Regions from separate parts of the Homo sapiens genome. Here region 2 is linked to region 1. Evidence: chromatin loops called from intact Hi-C (ENCODE). Cell type or tissue: heart left ventricle. All regions are shown on one strand. Each heading gives the region's core, and the rest is flanking DNA. Links, peaks and the distances in the headings are about the cores only. Region 1 overlaps LINC01036 (long intergenic non-protein coding RNA 1036). Region 2 has its middle 24 kb from the start of LINC01036.

Evidence for each region. Hi-C counts contacts between places; a loop is a spot of excess contacts. Peaks named below come from ENCODE experiments on the same cell type or tissue, not always from the same donor. Only the 100,000 strongest peaks of a DNase experiment are listed, where the experiment ranks them.
Region 2: a loop joins it to region 1, with 5 times the contacts of the local background. A loop is called at or near these places in 1 of 110 quality-filtered maps.

Annotation. Positions count from the first base shown.
Region 1 is chr1:187,118,440-187,131,656 of GRCh38, forward strand. The region is part of intron 1 of LINC01036 (long intergenic non-protein coding RNA 1036); the gene reads left to right. Among named protein-coding and RNA genes, the nearest start is that of LINC01036, 32 kb to the left of the region's middle. In heart left ventricle, for the core only: no CTCF peak of the experiment used is centred there; no DNase peak of the experiment used is centred there.
Region 2 is chr1:187,062,553-187,075,769 of GRCh38, forward strand. No RefSeq gene overlaps it. Among named protein-coding and RNA genes, the nearest start is that of LINC01036, 24 kb to the right of the region's middle. RefSeq lists enhancers at 9,855-10,014, 10,335-10,744. In heart left ventricle, for the core only: no CTCF peak of the experiment used is centred there; a DNase peak (open chromatin) is centred at 4,829.

The DNA of each region.
Region 1 (13,217 bases), core at 4,253-9,252:
CCTTGGCCTGAGCAACTAAAAAAGTAGACATTTTCTTTCTTAACCATATCAACCCTAAATGCAACTGTGCCCCATAACGGTAATTTATCGTCATCTGATTCATTGTTTCCTGTTTCTTCATTGCAATGTTCAGTGGACAACACAAGTTTCCTCATTTCTAAATTCTTGGGAAGGGTGATCACATCAGTATAGACTCCAAGAACTTACCAAGTAGCCAGGTATTTTGAGGTTAATTTCTGGATTAAAAAAGGGAAATTTTCACAGGTTTCTGGCCTTCACATGATAGGAAACTGTACTGACTACTAACTTTACTTGCATATTATGCCCTGTAATATTAGACATATATTGCTTTTAAGCCTAGCCGACAGAATATTTTATTTTTCCAAGTTCAGCAATCAATCATTTTCTACTAGCTTTTAAATTTTATGTTTCCAAACACATCCTCAGGTTTGTCTTTGTGATTTGTTGATTGTGTGAAACTTCACCTCTAAAAATGTATGTTGAGACAGCCAAAAGAAAACAAAAAACAAAAACCCACAAACAAACATTCTATAATCCACCTCAGAATGTATTCAAAGTTTAGGAACATTTGACAACATAATTACCTCTAAGGAGGGTCTGGAGGTGTAGTTTTATTTCCCCTTGATTATTATTTATGTAAAATACCATATTGAATAAATGCCATGACAAATGACACAATGAAGAGGTACTAACCATCAGGAAGATAACTGACTGACTAATGCACTACAGAGCCTTGTGTAATAAAAATACTCCATCCCTGATGATTATAGTGAAGCTTTAACTCTTAAAAGCGCTATAAAGCCTGGGCACGGTGGCTCATGCCTGTAATCCCAGCACTTTGGGAGGCCGAGGTGGGAAGATCACTTGAGACCAGGAATTTGAGAGCAGTGTGGCCAACATGGTGAAACCCTGTCTCTATAAAAAATACAAAAATTAGCTAGGCATGGTGGAGGGTGCCTGTAATCCCACCCTCTCGGGATACTGAGGCACGAGAATCACTTGAACCTGGGAGGTGGAGGTTGTAGTGAACTGAGATCACACCACTGCACTCCAACCTGTGCAACAGAGTGAGACTCTGTCTCAGAAAAAAAAAAAAAAAGCCCTATACAAACACTATATGTATTCTGTACATATTGTTTTTAAGGTTGTTGAAGTTGGTGAAGCCTTCTAGGAAATCAAAACTTACGCTACAAACCTGAATTTTTTGTTTTATAGAAAACCAAAACCAATATTCAATAGACTTTTTGTAAACGTAAGCCACCACTTATAATGAAAGATACATTCAAACTCTTCAGAAAGTGAAGTCAAATTATGTATTTTTAAAGATGTGAAAGCATGTATTACAGTCTTGGAGAAATGAAATCATAAACAGATTCTATCTTTCTTAAAATAGTGGCTTAATATTTCTTAGGATGGCATTTTAAGTAGCAATAAAATAGGAGATGAAAGATCTCTAAACTATGAAGCACAGGACACAGAACTGCAAACCTCATTCACATAACTTATGCAAGGAAATTCTTACAATTTGTCTCTACTACATGAATTTGTTAATTTTTCTTACTTAACAAATTTGGCTGCTAGAAGTATCTGAAAATGGTCAATTAATCTATTTTAGGGCCTTTTTAGTAGGCAGTTCAGATACTCAGTGAAATCATTTGTGACATGGTCCTATTGTGATCCTGAAGACTAAATGGTCTTTTGTTTGCTTGTTTGCTTGTTTGTTTGTTTTGTATTCAGTGTGTTGTGAAACGAATTCAGTTATGGAACCCAGATTTAACAAGGAAGCATTCAGTTTATTTCAATTATTAATGATATGTATCTGTTGATGTCAACTAAACAGGCTGAGAAGTATAATCAGTTGCTATTTCACTGTTTGTTTTACCCGAGATCATTATTGTTTTAGCATCAAGGTGATATCTTAAATGCCATTTTTGGTGAGCACTTATCAATGAAATCCACATTATCTCTAGGCTCCAGAACGAGTCTTTTTAACCTTTAACGTGTCTTAGACCCCTTTGACAGTCTTGTAAAGTCTGTGGGCCCTTTATAAGAATAATGTTTTTAAATGTGTAGGATGAAAACCATAAGACCACAAAGGAAATCAGACATTGAGATTCAGTTCTATCCACAGAGCCTTTGGGACCCCACATTGAAATCACTTACTTTAGCACAATATGCGGAAGAAATTGGAACCTGCCATTACATTTAAGGGGAAGAATTCACTAGAGGAAAAGTGTTTGCTTCTGTCTCTAGGTGTAACTTCCATGAGGAGAATAACCAATGCTGATATTAGTTTTGTGTAAATCCAGGGAGAGATGTTAGTGTTTCAGTGTACGCTTAGGGATGGGAAATGGTGAGGAAAATCAACAAAGACATAATTTTTTAAGGCAGAATGATTATTTTCACTCTTGAAGGCATAACATGTTGCCTCCTAAATTTTTGTTAATCTGTATCCACCCCCTTGGAAAGATTTTTTACAGTTTAATGCCACATGAATTGGCCTTAAAAGTACTAAGACTGGGAAAAAGTAGTGGATGTTCCATCTTTCTATTTGACATATACTCAGCAATTAGTTTACTTTATAGATTGTATCAAGCTAATAGGAGAAAATGCTGAAAGGAAGATAATTTTTCTCTGTATTATGCAGTTGTTAAATTAGCTTAATCATCCGTACCTGAAGCAGCATTGTTTCTGGAATTTTATAAAGTTTGAATTTATTCAACTGATAGATTTACCCTGATGGAATCAAATTATTTAATATTGCGCATTTAAGGCACCAAAATAAGGATGCATTTGGGAAAAATTTATCTAGCTTACTCCATACTTGTTGTCCCCTCTTCTCTGAAATTAGGCACCTGAATTTACTTTTTGGTTCATAATTTGGTTCTATCACTGCACCTTAGGTTTTTTTCCTTTCCCACCACCTTCTCACCTTAGTATGGATCTTTCATTCTCTTTTTATGAATTACCAGCATTAACAATTCTTTCAGAATTGACTCATCCTCTAATTAAACTGGATATCCCTTAATACTGACCTGCCAAGTTGTCCTTGATCATAATTTCTAATGAGTAAGAGATTATAAAAAAAATTTGCACGTGATAATCTAGGATGTAAGAACAGAAGTTGTAAATCAGGTTATATAACATGAACCTCACCAAAGTGAAAGTCCAAGCAAAATTTTATTACTTAAAAACTTTTGACTTTTGGAAGATGGCTCTTAGGAAAATTCTTAAAGAGACTAAGTTCTCATTGATTTGCTCTCTGTGAAAAAACATTTCACAGGGGAAAATAAGTTTGGTTGTATGTCCTGAAGGCTAGATCCCTCATTCAGACCTTGTTGGCTTCTGTCTCTAGTTCATCTTGGCATATCACAATGCAAATGGGCAAAATAATGATGACAGATGGGCATAGGAACAACCATGCCAAGACTCCAGCCTGCACATTACATTTGAATAGCTAATAAGAAATTTTTGCTCAAGAACATCCATGTGACAATGTTAGACAGTAGCCTGTATGTTTGAGTTGACCTAGCTCAGAGGAGTTAAAAAATATATTAAATTGTACAATTTGGACTGACATATATAATAAATCTAAATTTTTCAGACAAATAATAGTGCCAGGATAATCTTAAATAATTAAAGGACATGTTAAATGATGCCATGAAGGCAGACATTTATTAACTTCTACTTGATGGAGATTTGCAAGATGTGCCCAAATGATTCTGAGGTTTAGATTAATGTTTTGTCAAGTAGATCAAAGAGAAGCAAATACAAGGCTGAATCACACTGTGAGAAACAATGGAGAAGATCCTGTTTTATTTATTTATATTTTTGGTCTGGCTTGTCACTCAAAAGTTAAAAGAAATTTTTATAATGCACATACTCAGGGATCATGGCAGAAAATTTACATACCATTCACATAGAAAATGCAATTATGGAAGTTGTATTTCTCATTTTTAAGTGAACTTGCTGCTCCAGTGTAATTAGTTTAACACACAAGATCCCAATAATCAGAAAATAGAATGTAAATGAAGATAGCTGAAAAACAGTGTTCTGGTAAAAAAGGAATGAATCAAAAGAATCATAAAAAATTAACTTGCAAAAAATGTATGTCATGGCAATGGATAACTTAGCTGTAGGTAAAATGATTATTGTTTTGCCGAAGACTGAGAATTCTAACATTTGCTGTTCTTTTAACCATAAATGAATTTTTCTGCCTGCCTGACTTCGTAATCAGAATCTGCCAGAATGCTATTTACATGTACCATCATTTGCAAAAGCAGAAACACATTCAGGACATCAAAGCTGATAATACATGGAGTAAAGGCTCTTGCTGTTTACTGAAACTTGGTTATTTGATTGAAATACTGACTAAGATGAATTGTGCTACTCTGAAGTTAGGTTAGTCCATGCACAATTGGGCAAGTTTCAATTACCTCATCCTTGAAGCTTCCCTTGAATAGGACTAGTTATTAACACTGGCTGCACACTGAGATAAAACTACATTTTAAATCTTAAAATACTCACAGTATATAAAGTACCACTGTGGTTAGAGCTTTTCAGGTTTCCTACTGCTCAAGTTCACTTTGTCAGCACCATGAAAAATCTAGTCTTTGTGAATTCCTGCTTATGGCATTAGGAAAATATAGGAGAAATGTTGGCTATTTACATGGGTAGTGCATATTTAATATAGTCCCCATCATTATTATGCCCATGCATCCAAAATGCAAATGTCTTTTATGAGGATAAAGCAGGCCTTTATTTTTGTGCAAAAGACTCATTTCTTTCTAGAAGAAAAGGGAAAAAAAGAAAGCCTAAATGATCACGATGGGGATTTAGGGAAGTAATTGTAAGTAGAAGAACTACTTTTGAACTGCTTCTCTGACTCAGAAAATTGATCATCTATCAGTTCAATAACAAGAATTCATTAGGGTTACTGTGAGTTAAAATGTGAAGTGAAATTACTATTCTTCATATGAGCAATCTCTATTCTTTGTTTTCATTTGGTCAAAAATACAGGGAAGCAGATAATTAACCTGTCATGTAGAATAAAACTCTACAAAAATTAAATGAGATAAAAGTGCTTTAGGTTTTGCTGCTCTTTTGGTTCCATCACAAGGAAATGTTCTCTTAAACCTGTAGAAATAAAAGTATTTTTAATTCTGTAGGACTCCAGGAATAGCCAGTACCAGCCTGGGTCTTTAAGGTGAACATCAAACTGAACATTAGAAGCATACTAGGAGCTTTTATTATTATAAAGTGATTCAGTGAAGAGTTGAAATAAGGGAAACATATCACAGGTGGAAGCATGCACATGTACTACAAGTGGCTACACTGCCACAAAATTAACGAGGCTTTTACATTAAGGAAGAATTTTTTAAAAAGGTTTTAGAAATATGGTGCAGCTTGGAAATTATGTATCACTGATCATTTCTGAATCCAGAAGACAAAGAACTGGGGCATAGGAATTTAACTGGGGGTTTCCATGCTCTGTGGAGAATAGAATGTGCTGATTCTAACATATTGATCCTGGTTCTTTTGTATACAATCTAATATTCTTTTGAATTCCCATATGGAAGTTGTTTGAGAGTACAGAGAAAGATAAAAATCTTCAGGTGACTTTATGTCAGTAGTCCAATGGAAATATTAAATAAACTGGGTAGATTATCATGCTAAAAAGCAAATGCCAATAAGTGACAATTTTATCTTAAAAAGTAATGTTGTTATATGTTATTTTGAATAAATGTAGTTTATTGAGCTGTGCTTGCCTTATGAAAATCTCACCACATTTTTAGCATGATTCCAAAACTTACAAAGCTTCCAATTTTGATTTATTTTATTCAAGTATCTTTATAATAGGAAACAAAATGGCACAGGAGAAATCACCATTCCTCTAAATTTAGTGTATCTTTCATTATACATTTTAAAAGCTGTCATTTTTGCTTTATAAATAAATCATTGAGGAATTTGCTGAGAAAATAAACTGAGTCACCTAAGCTCTAAGCATAATAGACAAATAGGAATTTAGACCACTGATGACCATGCCATAATCTGAACATTTAATATCAACATCTCCACCTAATTTGGAGCTAAAAATAAATTTTTGAATAAACTTAGTAGCTACTAAGGTTGTTAAAATGTCAGCTTGTGGAACTAATCACACTTTCTGTAGTACAGAGGATGAATAAATTTGTAGTTCTTGTGTGTGTTTTTAATTTGTTTGTTTGTTTAACACAGTTATATACCTTTCGTCCTAACATAACATTAAGAACCATACTATTGTAGAGAATAATTAATCTAATATTATTATCTCAGAAAGGATCCAAGGCTATGGAGATTGTTGTGCTGCAATTATTAACTTGAAAAAAATTATATATAATCTCTATACTAGAATGTATCTATTGATCTATTTTTAAATTTACTGACTCTTTTCCTTTTCATTTTCGCTCTGTTAAACACAACCAGTGACATTTTTATTTCAGAGATTGCAGTTTTCAGTTCTATTATTTTCATCTGGTTCCTTTTTATATTTTATATCTCTCTGCTTAGATTTCCAATCCTTTTATTCATGATGACAATAATTCCCTTTATATCATAGAATTTAGCTATAAAACTGCTTTAAATTTTTGTTTGCTAATTATAACATCTGGTTCATCTCAGTGTTGATCTCCATTTATTGTATTTTCTCTTGAAAATGCAGAATATTTTCCTGTCTTATATCCTGAACATGGTTATTGTGATTTCGTGGAGGAATAGAATTCTGTTATATTCATTGAAGAGTCTTAATTTTTGTTTTAGCCAGCAATTAATATGGTTACATTTATGCCTCAAACTCTGTAGCTTGGAAAGGAACTCAAATCAAAGTTCAGATCTTTTATCCTTGACTGGGTGTATTAGTCTGTTCTCACATTGTTATAAAGAGATACCTGAGACTGGGTAATTTATAAACAAAAGAGGCTTAATTGGCTCACCTTTCTGCAGGCTGTACAGGAAGTGTAGCAGCTTCTGCTTCTGGGGAGGCCTCAGTAAGCTTCCATTCATGGCAGAAGGCAAAGGGGAAGCAGGCATCTTACCTGGCAGAAGCAGGAGCGAGAGAGAGAAAGTGAGGGGGAAGGTGCTACACAGTTTCAAACAAACAGGTCTCATGAGAACTACTCACTATCATGAGAACAGCACCAAGGGGATACATGAGAAACACCTCTGTGATTCAGTTACGTCCCACCAGGCCCCACTTCCATCCAACATTGAAGATTACAATTTGACATGAGATTTGGGAGGGGACACAAATCCAAACATATCACTGGGATATTTTGAATCATACGTGCATAGTTCCACAGTCAAAAAAAGATTTCGGCAAATTTTTAAAATAGAATTTACACTACTCCTCCTTGCCTCTCTTTTCTGGATTTTTTCCAAGACTTTCCAATGACTGTGGTTATTATGCACTTTGTCCCCTGGATCCTAAGGCCAGAAAGGCTGAGGATTTGCTATGAGAGTGCTATGGTTTGAATGTTTGTTCACTCCAAAACACATGTTGAAATTTAATTGCCATTGAAATGATGTTGGGAGGTGAGACCTTTAGGAGGTGTTATGTCATGAGGGCAGAGCCTTCATGAGTGAACTAATGCTGTTATTATAAGGGTGGGTTTGTTATTGCAGGAGTGAGTTTGCTCTCTCTTGCTCTCCCATACTGTCTTTCTCTCTTGCCCTTCTGCGATATGATGCCTTCCACCATTTTAGGACTCAACAATAAGGACTTTACCAGGTACTGGTTTCTCAATCTTAGGCTTCTCAGCCTTTGGAACTGTGAGCCAATAAATTCTGTTCGTTGTAAATTACCCCATCTGTGGTATTATTAAAGAAGCAAGAAAATGGACTAAAACACAATCTTAGTTGTCCTGTATGATGTCAACCACAACCATCCTTCTGGCTATAATTATTACCTTCATAAGTTAAATCTTTATTGACAAGTCCACATAGAACCTATAAACCATAGCTAATGAGTTATTTTTAAATACTGCATTTGTAGGAAACATGATATTTTAAAAGTGACAATAGTTTATCTAAAAATAAAACAATAACTAGTATAGCTAGTTCTCTAAACTCATAAGAATTCTAAGGTTGGTTTCATTTGTATGGTTAATTTTCTAAAAATGACAGTGGAGTGGATTATTAATAGTTAAATTTGATCAGTGCTCTATCTTGAAAAGTTGTATTTTTAATTATGGTGAGTGAAGCAGAACAGAAAGATAGATGACTACAAGAATGATTTCTCCTACCTCTCTATTATGAAAACAGGTTTGTTAAATTAGATATTTCCTCTTGAAGTGTAGCTATATGCAATCAGTATACCTGAAAAAGCTTAGCAACAATATTTATCTTGGTTTGAATTCCGGGTGTTAAACAAGTTAGTAAGCCTTTCTTGGCCTCAGTTTCTTTTACAAGCAAATTGGAGTTCTAACCTTTATGCGGGAGCATTTTTAAATGATGTACAAAATATAGTCACTATTACAATGCTGGGCACATACTAGCACTGTATTTTATTTTTATATACTTATTGCTTCTTCCAGATAGAGATTAATTACAATGAATAATTGTATGATTATTATGGAAAAAAATGAATGAAAGTGCTTCAGATTTCATATTTTGTTCAATATCCCACATATTCAGAAGGGATTAAAAATTATTAAATGCAGAATTTCTTAGTCCCATATCATAACTTTAGACTTATGTCTCCCAAATTTTTATTCTTAGTATTTTTTTCTTAGTTCTTTTAGGTAGTCCTAGTTATTTTTCTTCCTCTATTACATTCCATGATTAATGTAGCTTATAAATTAGAATCTCAGATGAACAAAAATTAATGCTAACTTCAGTTTCAGTTATGTGTACTTCTAAGGGCCAAAAGAAATGAATAATTTTTGAATATAGAACAGACTTTCTCAACTGGGATACGTTTTTTAAGTAGGTATTATTTATTGAGGTAATATTTTGTCTTTTTCTGTACTACATTTTAAAATCCTATATTAAAATATAATTGATTACCAAAAACAACACACATTTCATGCATAAAATTTGATGAGTTTGGACATATGCATATACTTGTGAAACCATCAACAATCAACATAATTAAAATAATAGACATAGTTATTCATTATTTCTAAAAGTTTCCTTTTGCTTTTTTACTTATTTTTTAATAAGAACACTCAACATTAGATCTACCTTCTTAACAAATTTGAATGTACAATACAGTACTGTAAATACAATACAGTATTTAACTCAAATGAGAAGTTGTGGTTCAATGGGTATAATTAAGACTTTAAACCCACTGAACCACAATTCCCCATGTTGTTCTTCCCCATCACATGGCAACCACCAATCTATTCTCTGCTTCTGTGAATAGAGATTTAAATGCATAACCTGAAACTGTAAAACTTCTAGAAGAAGACATAAAACAGAAGCTTCTTGACATTGGTCTTGGCAATGATTTCTTGGATATGATACCAAAAGCTCAGGTAATAAAAGCAAAAATGGACAAGTGGGACTACATCAAATGAAAAAGTTCTGCACAGCAATGGAAGCAATGAACAGAATGAAAGGAAAGCCTATGGAATGGGAGAAATATTTTCAAACCATATATGTAAGAGGAAATTATTCAAAATATATATAAAAACATTTATAACTCAATAACAAAAAAGCAAATAACCTGATTTTTAAACGGGTAAATAGCTTGAATGGACATTTCTCCCAAGAAGACATACAAATGACCAACAGGTATATAAAAAAGATCATCAACATGGCTAATCCTCAGAGAAATGTAAATCAGAGTTGCAATAAGATATTATCTCACACCTGTTGATGGCTATTATTTAAAAATGTGTTAATGAGGATGTAGAAAAATTGGAATCCTTGAACACTCTTGGTAGGAATGTAAAATGGTGCAGCCACTGTGGAAAATACTGTAAAGGTTCCTCAAAAGATTAAAAGCAGGACTACCATGGGATCCAGAAATCTCACTTCTGGATATTTATCCAAAAGAATTTAAATCATAATAAAAGAGAAATCTGTATTCTCATGCTTGTTGCTACATTATTTACAATAGATATGATATAGTAGAAACCCAAGTGTCCTTCAACAGATGAATGGAAAAATAAAATGTGTATTATAATTGAACATTACTCAACCTTAAACAGATGGAAATCCTACCATTTGTGGTAACATGGATGAACCTGGAGGACCTTATACTAAGTAAAATAAGCCAGTCACAGCAGGAGAAATACTGCATGACACCACTTATATGAGATACCTAAAATGTACTACATTTTTTGGTGTTTCAGAGAAGGTGACTGGGTATTTTCACAAATATACCGGCATCAAAAATTGATTTCATGATGGTATTTAACTTTGTGTTTGATTTTATAAATATGAATGTTGAATAAGGCCATTTATAGATTATTCTGATTAACTGATGCATGCTTTACCACTTTCCAAAGCACTTTCTTAATATATTCATTATTTTCCTTTATGTAAAGAGACACCCTACAGAAACCAGTGAGATATTTTCCCACTACTAAATCTGAACAGTGTTATGTAATTAACTCAAAGGCAGACATTTCATAAATATGATTGAGATCTTTCTACTTGAACTGTTTATTTATATGCTGTTGTACTTTGTGGAACAAGCAGCTTTTAAAGCATGAGCCTGAGATTAATTATAAAAGTAGTTTGACATCTTGACTCCTTTCACTAAGGTTTCAAGAAACTGTCTCATTTGATTTTAAAGTACAAGTCATGAAATTTAAAATGTCTCTCTGGACACTGGATATTTGTTCCGTGAAAATGTGTGGTATTTGTAGGAAGATGTGCCCTATCTCATCAGTCAACATTATTTTAGACAGAGTGCTTGCTTTTTCCTGGGTGACACTTATGCCAATTATCCAGAGGAATTCAATTCTCTTCCAGCTGCTTCCAGTTCTTATTTATAGACTTGACTCTCTGACAGACCAATCCTAAATATGTAGCTAGTGGTCTAGAAATGTCATCCTCACCTTTACAAGACAAACAATTCTGATAAACACTGCATCTGTAGCTTCAGAAGTAGTCCGAGCATGGAGAACACAAATGGCGTGGTTTTTTTTTTAACTATATTTTATGATTAAGATACCTTTGAAACATAATCACACACATGAAAATACTAGTGATTGAACCAATTTTTATGGCCCTAAAATTGTATGTTATTTTTATCTTTGAAAACACTCACAATTCATAGTAATAACTATTTGCACTCAAAATAGATTTTTTAAAATCTTAGATTGTCAAACTACAATCATCAGTCTGAATAGTGAGGTAGATAAGTGTTATATTCACTTCTTAAATGTTTATAGTAAAGCCACTCCAAAATGCCAAGACAACCAATTGAAAAAATAACAGAAATCAGTCAAAATGGATATCCATTGGCCACATAACAGATGTAGACTACTTTATTTCCTTCATCCATTTTCATAGATTTGACTGAACTAACTTCAAATTTGAGATTTAGGTTTTAGTCTGTGATCACATACACGCGACAATGAGGTTCTGAGAACTTTGCTGACCTCTATTAATTTCACCAACCATATAATAAAACTTTATGTAGAAATGAAGAAAACCAGATATTCTGGTCAATCTTTTATGTGCCAGTACAAGACTGATAATTTAGCTCAATATAGAATCAGAATACCCTTAGGATGTCTATATTATTGTTTGTATAGATGCAGCATTGATATTTAAATGGTTATACAATATTATAGCATATGATTTTAATAGGCTAATTGTAAAGAAGCGTTTTTAAAAAATTTTTGCTGAAACTTACGTAGTGTTTCTGTAAGTCTGTGCCATGCACTATTTAAACATATTGCACATTTTATTTAATCTTCACAAAACTCAAAAACTGTAGATAGGTAGATGTTATATTTTTCCCATTTTACAGAAGAGGAAAAGGCACAGAGCAGTTAAGTAATTTGCCCAAGTTACACATTGATTAACTCCTAAAACCATGATTCTAACATAAAAAATAGATCTCCAGGTTTACTAAGAATAGTTTTAATAATGAAACATCAATAAAGTACTCTCAATTTATTTTAGATTCTTACATATATGTAGAAAGGATAGTAAATATATGATTTGGCTTTTATCTTTGTACAAAATTAAAAATAATTCATCTGGGAGAAACATCACCAGGATGGCCAACTAGAGTTGCCTGACACTAGTTTCCCCAACAAAAGGGACCAAAATAATGAATAAACAAATATATTTCAACTGGAATAACTGAGGAAATATTCTGTTCCATCACAGGAGCAAGCAAATCCCTGGGGAACATGGAAGCCCAGGATAGCACCATAGAGAAGGGGTTAAAACATCCTGCCTCTGCAACAGTCTGTTCCTTTGGGATCAGCTCAGAGTAAGGGCAGCTGCTTCCCACAGGATAAAAGTAAGCTGGAGATCCCCAGTAGTTGCCATTGCTGAAACAGATGCTATTGGTCCTTCTGCAGAAGAACCCCCAGTTCTTACAGGCTACAAATACAGTTGGGAGAATTGCCAGTAGTTCACACAGCTGCATGGCCTCAGAGACACTTCTGTACCTCTCCCTCATGACCTAAGCTGCTATGGCATGGCACCATCTTAAACCAGTCCCACAGCTAGAATGCATCCTGCTCTGGGAGCCAGTAGCCACGGCATCTCTCCATCACTGAGGCCCTGTCATCATTACACAATCTTAACATGGGTCCATGCAGTGCCACTACTTCAGCTGACTGAATCCTGAGCCTGATGGAATGACCAAGAAACTGCCATCTGAACCCATATGGCATCCCACCCCCTGGGAAACAAGCAGACCTGTTCAAAAGTCAAAGACAAAGAGAATTCTAAAAGCTGGAAGAGAATAGCACCAAGTTAAATATAAGGCAATACCTATTAGACTATCAGCAGATTTCTCAGCAGAAACTTCTCATGCCAGGAAAGAATGAGATGACATATTCAAAGTGCTAAAAGAAAAAAAAATTCCACTACACTGTCAGCCAACAACACTACATCCAGCAAAGCTATTCTTCAGAAATGAAGGAGAAATAAAGACTTTGCCAGAAAAGCAAAAGCTGAGGGAATTCATCACTACTTCACTGGCCTTGCAAGAATGCTTCAGGGAGTGTTACAACTGGAAACAA
Region 2 (13,217 bases), core at 2,822-7,821, 57 kb before region 1:
CAAAGACCACACCTTTCTTGGGACAGTACTGCTTGATAAAATTGTGATAATTTTGATCATTTGAATTTAGGGTTTTTTTTTTCAGTATGTGTTATACAAAAGACAAAAACTTCAGAGATACTAATAGAGCAGGATTTGGATGCAGACTTTTGAATCGACAAAGAAAGGGCACACCAGCCGATTTCTAGCTGTGCAATGTTTTGGAGGCATGGATGCAGTTAATCTGTTACAATGATATTTTTTATTTACTTATACATAGAACAAAATGAAGCCATTTCATTTGTGGTTAATTTTAGGTGGCATGCAAAGCAAACAGTGATGTTAGAATTATGTTCTAGCTGGAAAATAAAATAACTTCATTTTTTTGACATTGAAAACGAAAGAAAAGAAACTCTTGCCGCAGCTGCATTTCTATTACCGAATGCGAACATTTTCAGGACCCTAAGGGAACACGAGAGCTCACAGATCCACCTCCTTCATAGCAGTCACTCTTTTCTTCTCACTCAAAGCTCATTTTACTCTGTCTGTCTTTACTGCCATCTAAGATCCCTTTTATGTAAACTTTCATTTTGTATTTTATTTTATTTTGTGGGCAACTGACCAGGTAATTTCCCGGTTTAAAAATATTAAAACACTTTAGTAAAATTTAAGTTCTTGAAAAACAAACAAAATGTCAGCAAGACTTTGAATGTTGACTCTATTTGCTATAAAACCTCATGAACTGGACCAGAATTTTACATCACAGGCTGACCCAAAGTGTTGTTTGATTTATTTTGATATCTTTCTAGTCTTTCTTTTTCATATTTTTTTGATAGCTAGTTGAAATGATCTATTCAAAAAAACCTGGGCCCTTCTAGGCCCTTCGGAGATGGAACAGCTGGGCATGGTGTAGTAGGAAAGGTGTTCAGGTATTAGTCACCTCCTTTATTGTGGGAAAACCCTGGTGCTTTGGTTACACACATGTAAAACTGTAATAGCAAATCACTTCTTTAGAGTGGCTGATAGTCTCAGAAAAATAAACTCAGGGAACTGTACATACTATAAATGTATAATGTTAGAAATTCTGACTCTTACATCCACATCTCCTTTCGTTCTCTTTCTTTTCCTCTTCTTGCCCTCAAAAGAACTTATAGCATGTATCTGAAATACACAATTAGTGTGAACATTATTTGTTTTGCCAGATTATTTGACAAAACATTGTGGTGTGTGAATTAAAACTTATGCTAGATTCAATAAATAAACTAGGAATAACAATATGAGGTAGGCAATTATTGGAAAATATTATTTAAAGTGGGCCATTACCTAATTGGAGTATTCTACATTTTCACGTAGATTTTATTTTCTATTACTTAATGTTATCTTGTTTCTTTAATAAGATTTGAAAGAAGTAGAATTGGCAATAAGACTAAAGAATAGCATAACTGGTTTTAAAAGGGGGCAAAACAACAGATAATTTAAAATAGAAAAACAGAACCTTATATTATAGGGGAGAAGTCTGTATCTCGAGACAAAGAACACTAAGGAGTATGTAAAATTAACAGTGTATCTCCAGAATAATACACAAAAACAAACACACAGACAACTGGCAATAATATCTTATACTAGCATATAGTGAATTTCCTTTCACAGGGCTCTGAAGATGTTTTGTATGGTTCACTAAACTTAGCATGGGGATTTCAGAATTAGAAAATGGAGATAAATTAGAAAGGGCTCATGAACAGAAAGATAGATAAAGGACTGTGGAGTTTACCCCTTAGGAAACATAATTGAGTGAAAAATATGGTTTGACTCACCACTAATATAAGATACAGCCTCTAAGAATGTGATAAATTTGAGTAACCCAGATCCATGGTATTTAATGAGTGTGTGTTACAAGCACTAGGCAGTGGATAGGCTTTTCATCCCGTGGGCACAGCAGTCCTAGCTAGACAGTATTGCTGGTTGTACATATGCCTTTAGGCTTCTGTGAAGGCAACCAGAGATTTTAAGGCTAGACCAGAGATGTCTGAGCCTCAGACAGGAGACAGTCTCTTGAATAGTGCAGGGGCTGTTTAGAGGCATCCCAGTTAGTGTAGACTCCTAGCAATGCTCAGAGTACAACAAACCCTCCGCATCAGCTTATTGACAGCGAAAGTGAGAAGCCAGAGCAATGTCTCCAAGAGTGTTGTGTTTCCCAATGTCAGAAGTTGTCAAGCTGATATTTATTACATTGTGAAGACTAGAGAGCTGTGTTTTTAAATATTCTCCTACATGTCAGTGACCCCAGAGGCAAGGCCTTTGCCTTTCAGCCAAGCTATTATTTCCCATGGGGATCATGATAAAGGTAGTGGAGAATTTCAAACTCTCGATGATGAGAGCAAAGGGAGTTGTGTCAGCAGTAGCACTGACAGAGATGGCAGGGATGTGAATTCCATCCAACATGGAGAAAGAGCTCAGAAGCACAGTGGGTGAGACACCGGAGGGATATGTATTGGTTGTGACACAGGACATCTCAATAGTGTGTGGCTCCATGACTGTTCTAGAACCAGGGGAACTTTGGAAGCAAATTGTAGTATCAGCGGTGCAAAGTGCTCTTCCTCCAGCTGATGAAGACTACAGCTACTGTTGTAGTCTTGCAATGGGTGGCATTGGAAGCTATTCTTGAGTGGTGTGACTGCACATTTGGGTATTAGGAAAAGTAACATAGAAACTTTCAGAAGACTTAACTCAGTTGCTAGGGCAGAGATGACATTGTCTGATCTCCATGGGAATCCTGCACAAAAACTTGGCGTGGGGCCTCCTATGTCAAAACATGATTGAACCAGGTCTTTGTTTTCAAGGAGTCAATTTTGTCTGATTTAAGATTTCTAAGGGAAGAATGACAAATGGCCCCTTTATCAGCTTCATGCAATCTGATGAGTAGAAGCTGATTGCAGAAGCATGGGCAGATCTGGAATGGGGTACATCCAAATACATTAGGAATATCTATGATTTCTATCTACAGATATACTTTTAGCTATTTAATCTCATTTCATTTTCTCAAACTCAATAATCATATTTCTGTGAAAGGAACACAATAGTAATATTGACTGCTTTTATATGTTGTTATGTATAATTTCATCTTAATGTATGTGTATGTATGTTTGCAAAATGTGATATTAACAGTAATGAGGTGATATTAACGTAATTGTTTTACATATAAACAAATATTTATGCAGTGTTTTACAATTTTACATGTGTTGGTGTTTGCTTATGTCCAATCAGGTGGCCCGAGAATTTGGAACTGCTGTTGTGTTGTGTGTAGGGGTCTAGTCTATGCTACTTAAGTATGTGCCACCACTTACCCCATACACATCAAAAAAGAGAAAAATATACTATTCTTGTAAGTGAAGAACCTGTTAGACACTTGTAGTTAGGATAAATGTTTTTACAAGCTCATTAAAAGAGAACCAACCTGGCCAACATGGTGAAACCCTGTCTCTACTAAAAATACAAAAATTAGCTGGGTGTGGTGGTGCATGCCTATAATACTAGCTACTTGTGAGGCTGAGGCAGGAGAATTGCTTGAACCTGGGAAGCAGAGGTTGCAGTGAGCCAAGATTGCGCCATTGCACTCCAGCCTGGGTGACAGAGTGCGACTTTGTTGGGGAAAAAAAAAAAGAACAAGGTGAAAATCTGATATTTGTGCATTCTTTTAGAAACAAAAAAAAGGGGGATGGGATGGAAGCATGAGGGTTATGTACTTTAAACAGTTTTTCCTAAAAGTGAAATACGCAACAGGGGATGAGAAGGTGAAGCCCAGCTCCTCACAGATGTGCCAGTTCAGCTCAGATGAGTAAAGGGTTTTGATGGCTAATACGAGGCTTAAAGGACACTTATTGGTTCTTGCCTTTTATGTGGAGGATTTCTCTGGAACTTATCTTGAAATTTAAAAATATTTTGTGAGAAAAACAAGGGAAAATTTCAAGGTCTTCGACAACGTGAGTTCAAAGATACTTCTACACAAACAGTATTTCAGATAAAGTATTTGTTAGGTTGAAAATAGGTTATTATTGTTATCCTAATGCATAATGAGAAAAATTGAAACTATTATAAACCAATATGTTTAAAGATGATTCAGCCTTTTTTTTTAAAGCTGACCTTAGCAAGACACTTGCAAGAACAGTTTTAGAGACACCATGTCTTTTTCTATATGTTACTTGGGAAGAAGGATGAACTATGAGGAAAGACTCATCTTTGGCTGGAAAAGCATCCACTCTTGGCATTGAACCAGCATATTGGATCAAAGAAAACTAGATCATGCCAAGGAAAAAAGAATTGTATTCTCTAAAGGGCACTGCAACATTATCTTCATTGTTTATTTTCCCAAGAAAGAAAGACAAAGAAAACATGTTAACAATAGCTAATTTGAGATGATGGAAATATAGATATTTATTACATTATTTTCTATACATCTTTATATTTTTAAGATTCTGCACATATAAAATATGTTTGAGTAAACAAAACTGTTATATAAATCTCCCATCGCTTACGTCTGTACTCTTAAGGTTCACATTAGAGTGTAGAAAATGGTAAATAGTAAATACCACAAAGGAAACCATAGATTAAGACTTATAACATTTTAAATCATGCTTTCTGCCACTCATAATGATAAGCTAAACACTTACAATTTTCATTTTTTCCTAATTCCCTATTTTTATCTTAGCACTTTCTAGTTAAATTGAATTAAAGTCAGTGAGTGTTCATGAACTGTGTCCCACATGCTGGGCAGTGTGTGTCACTGGGGCTGTGCCAGGTGGGAGGCAGGGTGGCCTGGTGGGTACACAGTGGGAGCTGGAGCCAGCCTGCCTGGCTTTGCAGCTTGGCTCAGCTCCCAGCCAGCTGTGTTGTTTGGGAAAAGCTATTTCATGTTCTGCACCTCAACTCCTCATCTGTACAATGTGGAGGTAAAAATAATACCTACCTTCTAAATTGCGAAGTGGAAATTGTTGTGAAGAGTAAAGGTGTAAATACATATTTAGTACTGAGGAAAGGGCCTGACTCATAAGAAGCATTCAGTACGTGCTCATATTATTATCAAGAAAGAGAGACTTGTTCTCAAGGAGATGGATCTCTTGTGGCTCACAATCCTTTTCACATAGAAAAAAAAAAAATACATTCTTTAAGTAAACTACAATATCTCAAGGGGAATCTTTCCTTGATCAACTTCTTCCAGAGACTTAGAAGGTATAGTGATTGAAATGGAAAAAAAAGTAGTAAAAGTGGAGCTCAAGACCATAAAGAAATTAAAGACATTAAAGAACATTAAGAAATGTACTAATCTGATACATGTCTGAAGGTATTAGCATCATGTACTAAGTAAAGGATTGTGTTAAAGCAATGGACACTAGTTAATCATTTTAGAGTTTTATAGTCTTCAGAAAAGATGTCCACAAGGAAGAATAGGCCATGCTCCTAGTGTTACTTAGAAAAAGAAAAGGGGAAAAACAATATTTGAATGGAGAACAGAAGAGAGAAATAAACATTTGAGTTGGTTTTGATTTAACAGGACAAATTGAATAACAAAATTGTTTAAATAAACTAGCAACAACTCCCATTCTCCATGCCACACAACACACATACACAATGGTGAAGATGTGGCACTTTTTTTTGGATTTGATCTATCCCAGTATAAATTACTAAATTAGCAAATCACATCTTTTTTAAAAAAACTTATGGAAATAATATAGTGTTGACATATATTTTAGTTACCCCATTCATCAGGCTTCTAATGTCCTACTGTGGGCTGTAAACTCAAATCCATGGGAAGGTAAATAGAGCAGGCAACAGAGGCAGGTGCACCTGTGAATGCTCTGCATGTGTGGTGATGACTCTGGAAAGCACATCCTCTCTAAAAGGGAAAGCAGTTACTTCTGCCCAATATTCAGGCTCATTGTTCCAGAAACTGGGATTCTTATTTGAAATCTTTTAATTTTAAAATCTTCCAAAAATGAATTAAATGCCATTTGCCTAAAGGTTGCCTTTTTTTCTGTTTTTTTAAATATACTTTTACAATTACCCTAATGTAACATGACTCCATGAATGTGATTTTCCAGTTATGACTTGGTATACACCGAAGAATGTCAATTTTTATCACTTTGTAGATAAATTGAATGGCTTGCTGTTTCCTAATTATGCCCAGTCCTGTCCTATATCTGATCCTTTTCTCATATTATCAAAGGGTTTCCTACCATCGTTTCTCTGTTGAAATTCTACCTTGCACAAATGCTGTGACCACTTGAGACTTGATGCTGTTACTTCCAGTTAAAAGCAACTTTTCTAACTCAAAATCTTCATAGCATTTTACTTATGTCTCTTATCTATAGATTTCTACCTTTTTCTATAAGTATTTTCATTAAGATGAAGTCCCAGTTATTCTTATATGAGCAAAATAATGCTTACATAGTGCATGCTTATAGTAGTAACCACTGTTTTCATTTTGGTATATTTCTTCCATTCTTCTGCATAGAAATGAAGCAAAATAATTTACCAAGATCTAAAGTGGCTATATAAATTTAGCCATGTACCAACAGTATAAGAACTCCTTTAACAGCATTAAGTAGTTTCTTTCTTGTTTAGTTCTTACTAATTTAATAGGAAAAACATGGTCTTTTATACTTTGAGATTTTTTAAGAATAAATATCCTATTTATTAAGATTTGTGCTATATTCAGGCTAAGAATATTTTCATGATAGGACATATGATAATAATATCAATTATGTATGTACTAAGCATTATACTAATCACTTTATAAATTTTAATTCATTTAATCCTTTAGAAAACCCTACAGTGTATGTACTATTACTATCCTGATGTTATAGAAGATTGAGATTCCAAAAGGTCAGGTAATTTGCCAGCAATTACATAGCTACTAAGAGGCAGAGACAGGACTAAAACCCCCTTCTTACTTTGATGATGTACAGCACCTCAGTATGACATTTTCAATGTCCATTTTGTTTTGTGGATGTAGCTTTTCAAGCAGTGGCTTCCTGTCACATTTTGTGCACAGGTGGGGCTTTATAAAGCTCAAAAGATCGGTTGCAATTTCTCTCCAGCTTTCTACAGAAGCTGGGTTTATTTAAAGTTCCTGTGGAACCATTTTATCAGACAAACATCTATGATTTTTCTGATTGATAAAGTAAGTTTTGAAAACAATTTAAGCTTGAATTTAAGAAGGTTTTAGGGTATCTTTTATCATAATTTGTGTGATATTCCACTGACTTTTTTCTTCTTTCATAGTAGATCTGTGCCCAAGAACCTTCTAAGAATAAAATTACAAGGAGTACTTTTACTTGAAGTAAACGTTATATGCAGAATATGGATAAAGAAGTAGGCAGCTCAATATTTTAAAGCAAAGATGACAGGACTTTCATATTACGGCTTATTAGAAAATTTCTTTGTCTAATTCCGAACTTGCTCAGAAACTTTAATATTTCTAGCTTTGTTTTTCGCTTCTTGGAACAAATATTATACTGCTATTGGCAACAGATTTGGGAAATACACTTTGATGAATTATTAAATGTATTTAGTAGCAACAAGGGGAATACTGGTAAGACTGGAAGATCTCAGGAGGCTTCCTTATAATTCCTTTGCCCCACCCCCCCAGCATGAAAGGAACAAAAGAAGCATGGTAAGCTGACTCACAAGAGCTATTCACAAGTCAGCGTCTGTCTCTGTAATGGTAAAACATTCCATATTTTACCTACTAACTTCTCTGATAAGTCATCTTTTCCCGTACAGCATCTCAAGTGTGTCATCTTTTATGACATGTGGGTCAGTCATATCCCTCCTTTGCATTCAAGTTTCTCATCTTTTATTACCATATGTTCCAGGAGTCTACTCTTCTCTCCACCTCTCCAGGACATCTTTTCCTGTCTATGTGTCTGGTATGTGACAGCGTTTCCCTTTAGTGTGTTTAGGGAGGAATATCTCTTTTTGGCATGGATTCCATTTGTGACATTTTTATGTCCCCGGAGCATCCACATTTCAATTTTTTCGGGACTGAGTATTCTTACTGTGGATGTCGTTTTTAACTTTTGTTTGTCAATTACATGCTACTTTACTGCTACAAGTACTGTCAGTGAACATTCATTGTTGCATCCTGAATTTTGTGTTCAGACAGTGGACACAGATTTGGCTTTATGTTTTTGAATGGGGATGCTAAAGGAGATTGGTGAAAGAAATCGGTTATCTCCTTTTTACATTAGGTAGAGATTTTTTTTTTGTTCCCATCAATGCCTCCAATTTTTTTTCCCTCATTGCCTTTTGACTCCTAGCCTCAATATAATTCTCTGGAAAACTACCGTTTACTTATGCCAAGAAGGAAGATTAAAAGGTATGTGTATGCATGTGTGTGCATGTGCACAAGTGGGTTTTTTCAGTAAAGATTAGAAGGGGAGAAGAAGTAAACCTTCGTTTAATGCCTACAATGCGATATGCATGCTAACATGTGTGTGTTCACATATTAATTTTCATGTAATTGATACTTATTATAGTAGTATAGATAAAAGCACAGACTGAAGCTGAAACGTTTGGGTTAGTATCCCAGCTTCAACATTTGCTAGCTATTTGACCTTGGTGAAATCTCTAAACCTCACTGTGGACCTGATATTAGTATTTGTAAAATGTGAACACTATCATTTGTTGAGATTGTTATTGTGGAGTTTAAACAAGTTAAAGGTTAATAGTTTGGTTTGAATTCTGGTCCTCTTTACATAGAAGCTGGCATTTGCTCTGGAATCTTTAGTATTATTAGTCCTTAAAGTGACTGCAAAAGAGTAATCACACCCATTTCTTTCTTTATTTATTTCTTTTTCTTCTTTTCTTCTTCTTTTTTTTTTTTTTTTTTTTTTTGTTTTGAGGCAGAGTCTTGCTCTGTCGCCCAGGCTGGAGTACAGTGGCATGATCTTGGCTCACTGCAACCTCCGCCTCCCAGGTTCAAGTGATTCTCCTGCCTCAGCCTCCCGAGTAGCTGGGACTGCAGGCATGCACCACCATGCCCAGCTAATTTTTGTATATTTAGTAGAGAAGGGGTTTCACCATGTTGGCCAGGATGGTCTCAATCTCTTGACCTCGTGATCCGCCCGCCTCAGCCTCCCAAGGTGCTGCTGGGATTACAGGCATGAGCCACCCCGCCCGGCCCACGCCCATTTCTAAAGATGAAATAGTTCAATGGGACAGAATTAAGGAATTTCTCTTTTATAAAACACCCAATTAGTGACAGTGATGGAATCAGGACCAAAATCTGTGTTTAGGTAAGATACAGGTTTGGCTGCTGTGAAAAAGACCTAAAATACCATGCTAGAAGATGGTCGACATTTTAGATCTTATATAAAAGTCAGCTGGTTTAAGGTACCAGCAATATTTCAGGAACCCACAATTCTATCTTCTGGCTCCACAATTCTTAAGGTTTGTCCTTGTTTGGATGTCCAAGATGGCAACAGTAAAAAGCGATGGCGTGTCCCTTCCTTTGAGATAACAGTTCGCAGGTCTGGTGGCACATTAGAATCATTGCAGAGACTTTTTAAGAAATATTGATCCCCAGTCCCTACCTGTGAGAGATTCTCACACAGTTGATCTGACAGAAGGTCAAGATGTTGATTTTTTTTGGCATTATAATACATCCACAAATTAATATTTATTTATTTATTTATCTTTAAACTTTTATTTTAGGTTCAGGGCTACATGTGCAGGTTTGTTATATAGGTAAACTTGCGTCATGGAGGTTTGATGTAGAGATTATTTCATTACCTAGGTACTAAGCCTAGTACCCAATACCCAATAGTTATTTTTTTCTTTTTCTCTCCCTCCTATTTGTTTTTAAACAAATGGTTTTTTTCTTTTTTTTTTTGAGACAGAATGTCACTCTGTCCCCCAGGCTGGAGTGCAGTGGTGCCATCTTGGCTCACTGCAAGCTCCGCCTCCCGGGTTCCCGCCATTCTCCTGCCTCAGCCTCCTGAGTAGCCGGACTACAGGCGCCGGCCACCCCACCGCGCTAATTTTTTTGTATTTTTTAGTAGAGACGGGGTTTTGTGTCCGGAATTGGTGGGTTCTTGGTCTCACTGACTTCAAGAATGAAGCCGCGGACCCTCGCAGTGAGTGCTACAGCTTTTAAGGTGGCGCCTTTGGAGTTTGTTCCTTCTGATGTTCGGATGTGTTCGGAGTTTCTTCCTTCTGGTGGGTTCGTGATCTCGCTGGCTCAGGAGTGAAGCTGCAGACCTTCACGGGGAGTGTTACAGCTCTTAAGGTGGCACATCTGGAGTTTGTTCCTTCTGACGTTCAGATGTGTTCGGAGTTTCTTCCTTCTGGTGGGTTCGTGATCTCGCTGGCTCAGGAGTGAAGCTGCAGACCTTCAGGGGGAGTGTTACAGCTCTTAAGGTGGCGCGTCTGGAGTTTCTTCCTTCTGGTGGGTTCGTGATCTCGCTGGCTCAGGAGTGAAGCTGCAGACCTTCACGGTGAGTGTTACAGCTCTTAAGGTGGCGCGTCTGGAGTTTGTTCCTTCTGATGTTCAGATGTGTTCGGAGTTTCTTCCTTCTGGTGGGTTCGTGATCTCGCTGGCTCAGGAGTGAAGCTGCAGACCTTCAGGGTGAGGGTTACAGCTCTTAAGGCAGAGCGTCTGGAGTTGTTCCTTCCTCCCGGTGGGCTGGCTGGGCTCAGGAGTGAAGCTGCAGATCTTTGCGGTGAGTGTTACAGCTCATAAAAGCAGCGTGGACCCAAAGACTGAGCAGTAGCAAGATTTATTGCAAAGAGCGAAAGAACAAAGCTTCCACAGTGTGGAAGGGGACCCAGCGGGTTACCACTGCTGGCTCGGGCAGCCTGCTTTTATTCTCTTATCTGGTCCCACCCACATCCTGCTGATTGGTAGAGCCCAGTGGCCTGTTTTGACAGGGCGCAGATTGGTGCCTTAACAATCCCTGAGCTAGATACAAAGGCTCTCCACATCCCCATCAGATTAGTTAGATACAGAGTATGGACACAAAGGTTCTCCAAGGCCCCATCAGAGCAGCTAGATACAGAGTGTTGATTGGTGCATTCACAAACCTTGAGCTAAACACAGGGTGCTGATTGGTGTGTTTACAAACCTTGAGCTAGATACAGAGTGCCAATTGGTGTATTTACAATCCCTGAGCTAGACATAAAGACTCTCCACGTCCCCACCAGACTCAGGAGCCCAGCTGGCTTCACCAAGTGGATCCCGCACGGGGGCTGCAGGTGGAGCTGCCTGCCAGTCCTGCGCCGTGCGCTCGCACTCCTCAGCCCTTGGGTGGCCGATGGGACTGGGCGCCGTGGAGCAGGGGGCGGCGCTCCTCAGGGAGGCTCGGGCTGCACAGGAGCCCACGGAGGCTGGGGGAGGCTCAGGCATGGCGGGCTGCAGGTCCCGAGCCCTGCCCTGCGGGAAGGCAGCTAAGGCTCGGTGAGAAATCGAGCACAGCGCCGGTGGGCTGGCACTGCTTGGGGACCCAGTACACGCTCCGCAGCCACTGGCCCGGGTGCTAAGTCCCTCACTGCCCGGGGCCAGCAGGGCTGGCCAGCTGCTTCGAGTGCGGAGCCCGCCAAGCCCACGCCCACCCGGAACTCCAGCTGGCCCTCAAGCGCCGCGCACAGCCCAGGTGCCCGCAGGCGCCTCTCCCTCCACACCTCCCTGCAAGCTGAGGGAGTGGGCTCCAGCCTTGGCCAGCCCAGAAAGGGGCTCCCACAGTGCAGTGGTGGGCTGAAGGGCTCCTCATATGCCGCCAAAGTGGGAGCCCAGGCAGAGGAGGTGCGGAGAGCAAGTGAGGGCTCTGAGGACTGCCAGCACGCTGTCACCTCTCAGTTTCACCGTGTTAGCCAGGATGGCCTCGGTCTCCTGACCTCGTGATCTGCCCGCCTCGGCCTCCCAAAGTGCTGGGATTACAGGTTTGAACCACTGCGCCCGGCCTAAACAAATGTTTTAATTGTCTCCTATTCAAGCTGCTGGTGAGGGAAGCGATTCCTGCCCTGGGTTAGAGTGATGGCCAAACATAGGACACCTGACATTGAACGGATGAGATTGACGGCTGTTTATTAGTCACGTGTACTCACAGCCCTGAGGGAGGAGGACAACACATGCTTCACAAGACCATGTGAGGTTTTCCTTGGGACCGGAGTGAATAATTAGGAGTTATGGGAGGCAGGCTTTGTAGTATCAGTAGGGAAAGATGCTCCCTAGTTCCCTGAAGAGGATGTCATTGGCTTGTTTGAATAATTCTGTGGGCTGGTGGTAAACTGAAACCCATTGCTCAGAAACTGTGACTGGGTTCTCTGATAAGGACGGTTGCTTGGCTATGGCACCTTATCCACAGGAGCAGAGTGAGAAGGAAAGCTTGCAACTAGGTCATTCGAGGTTCTCCAAGTTTACCAGATGTCAAAGCAGCACGTAATATTCAGCCTTAATTTTAGGCTTTATTCTATGACAGTCCATGATAGATTTTTCTGGTTGGCTGGCAGTTTTCTTCCATACGGTGATTCAGGGATTCAGGTTCCTTCTCTTTCGTGAATCTTTTATCCCCTAGGGTCTTGTCATCATTTACTTCCAATCAGCTGAAGAGAAAAGGAAAAAGACAACATAGAGTAGGCACATTTATTGTTTAAAAAGGATTGGGCCAGAAATATCAAACTTCACCTTCTACTCCATGACCACACCTAGGAACAAGGTGATCCAGGAAACGTAGTCTGGACTTTGCAGTTTTCCTGATCTAACCTCTATCACTTTAGAAGAAGGGATGGGGTTTGAATCAACTGTCCATCATTACCTTAAGCATCTCTACTATGGTCCAGGGATGTATTTTTTATTATTTTATTTTATCTTTCTCTTACCATTGCCCAGAGTTTAACCCTTTATCTGTTTTGTATTTTATTTTCAGTGTTTCTGTACTCATAATTCATAATCCCTGCTTTCCCCCCACACCCCACCACATAATTAGTACTTTTCTTTCATGCTTAGCTAACTGGACTTTGTATCCTTATAAAATCTTTCCAGACTACTCTAGAAATTTTGCTCTAAATTCCTCTATAAGACACTTCCTTTGAATTATTTGATGATAATGATCACAAGAACTTGTGAGATTTTTTACATTGCTTTAGTATAAACTTATTTAATTTCTTTATTAGTATTCCATTTTTCATATTTATTTTGACTACTTAATTAGATCATAAGTTCCAAAAAGTTAAGCACAGTTTCT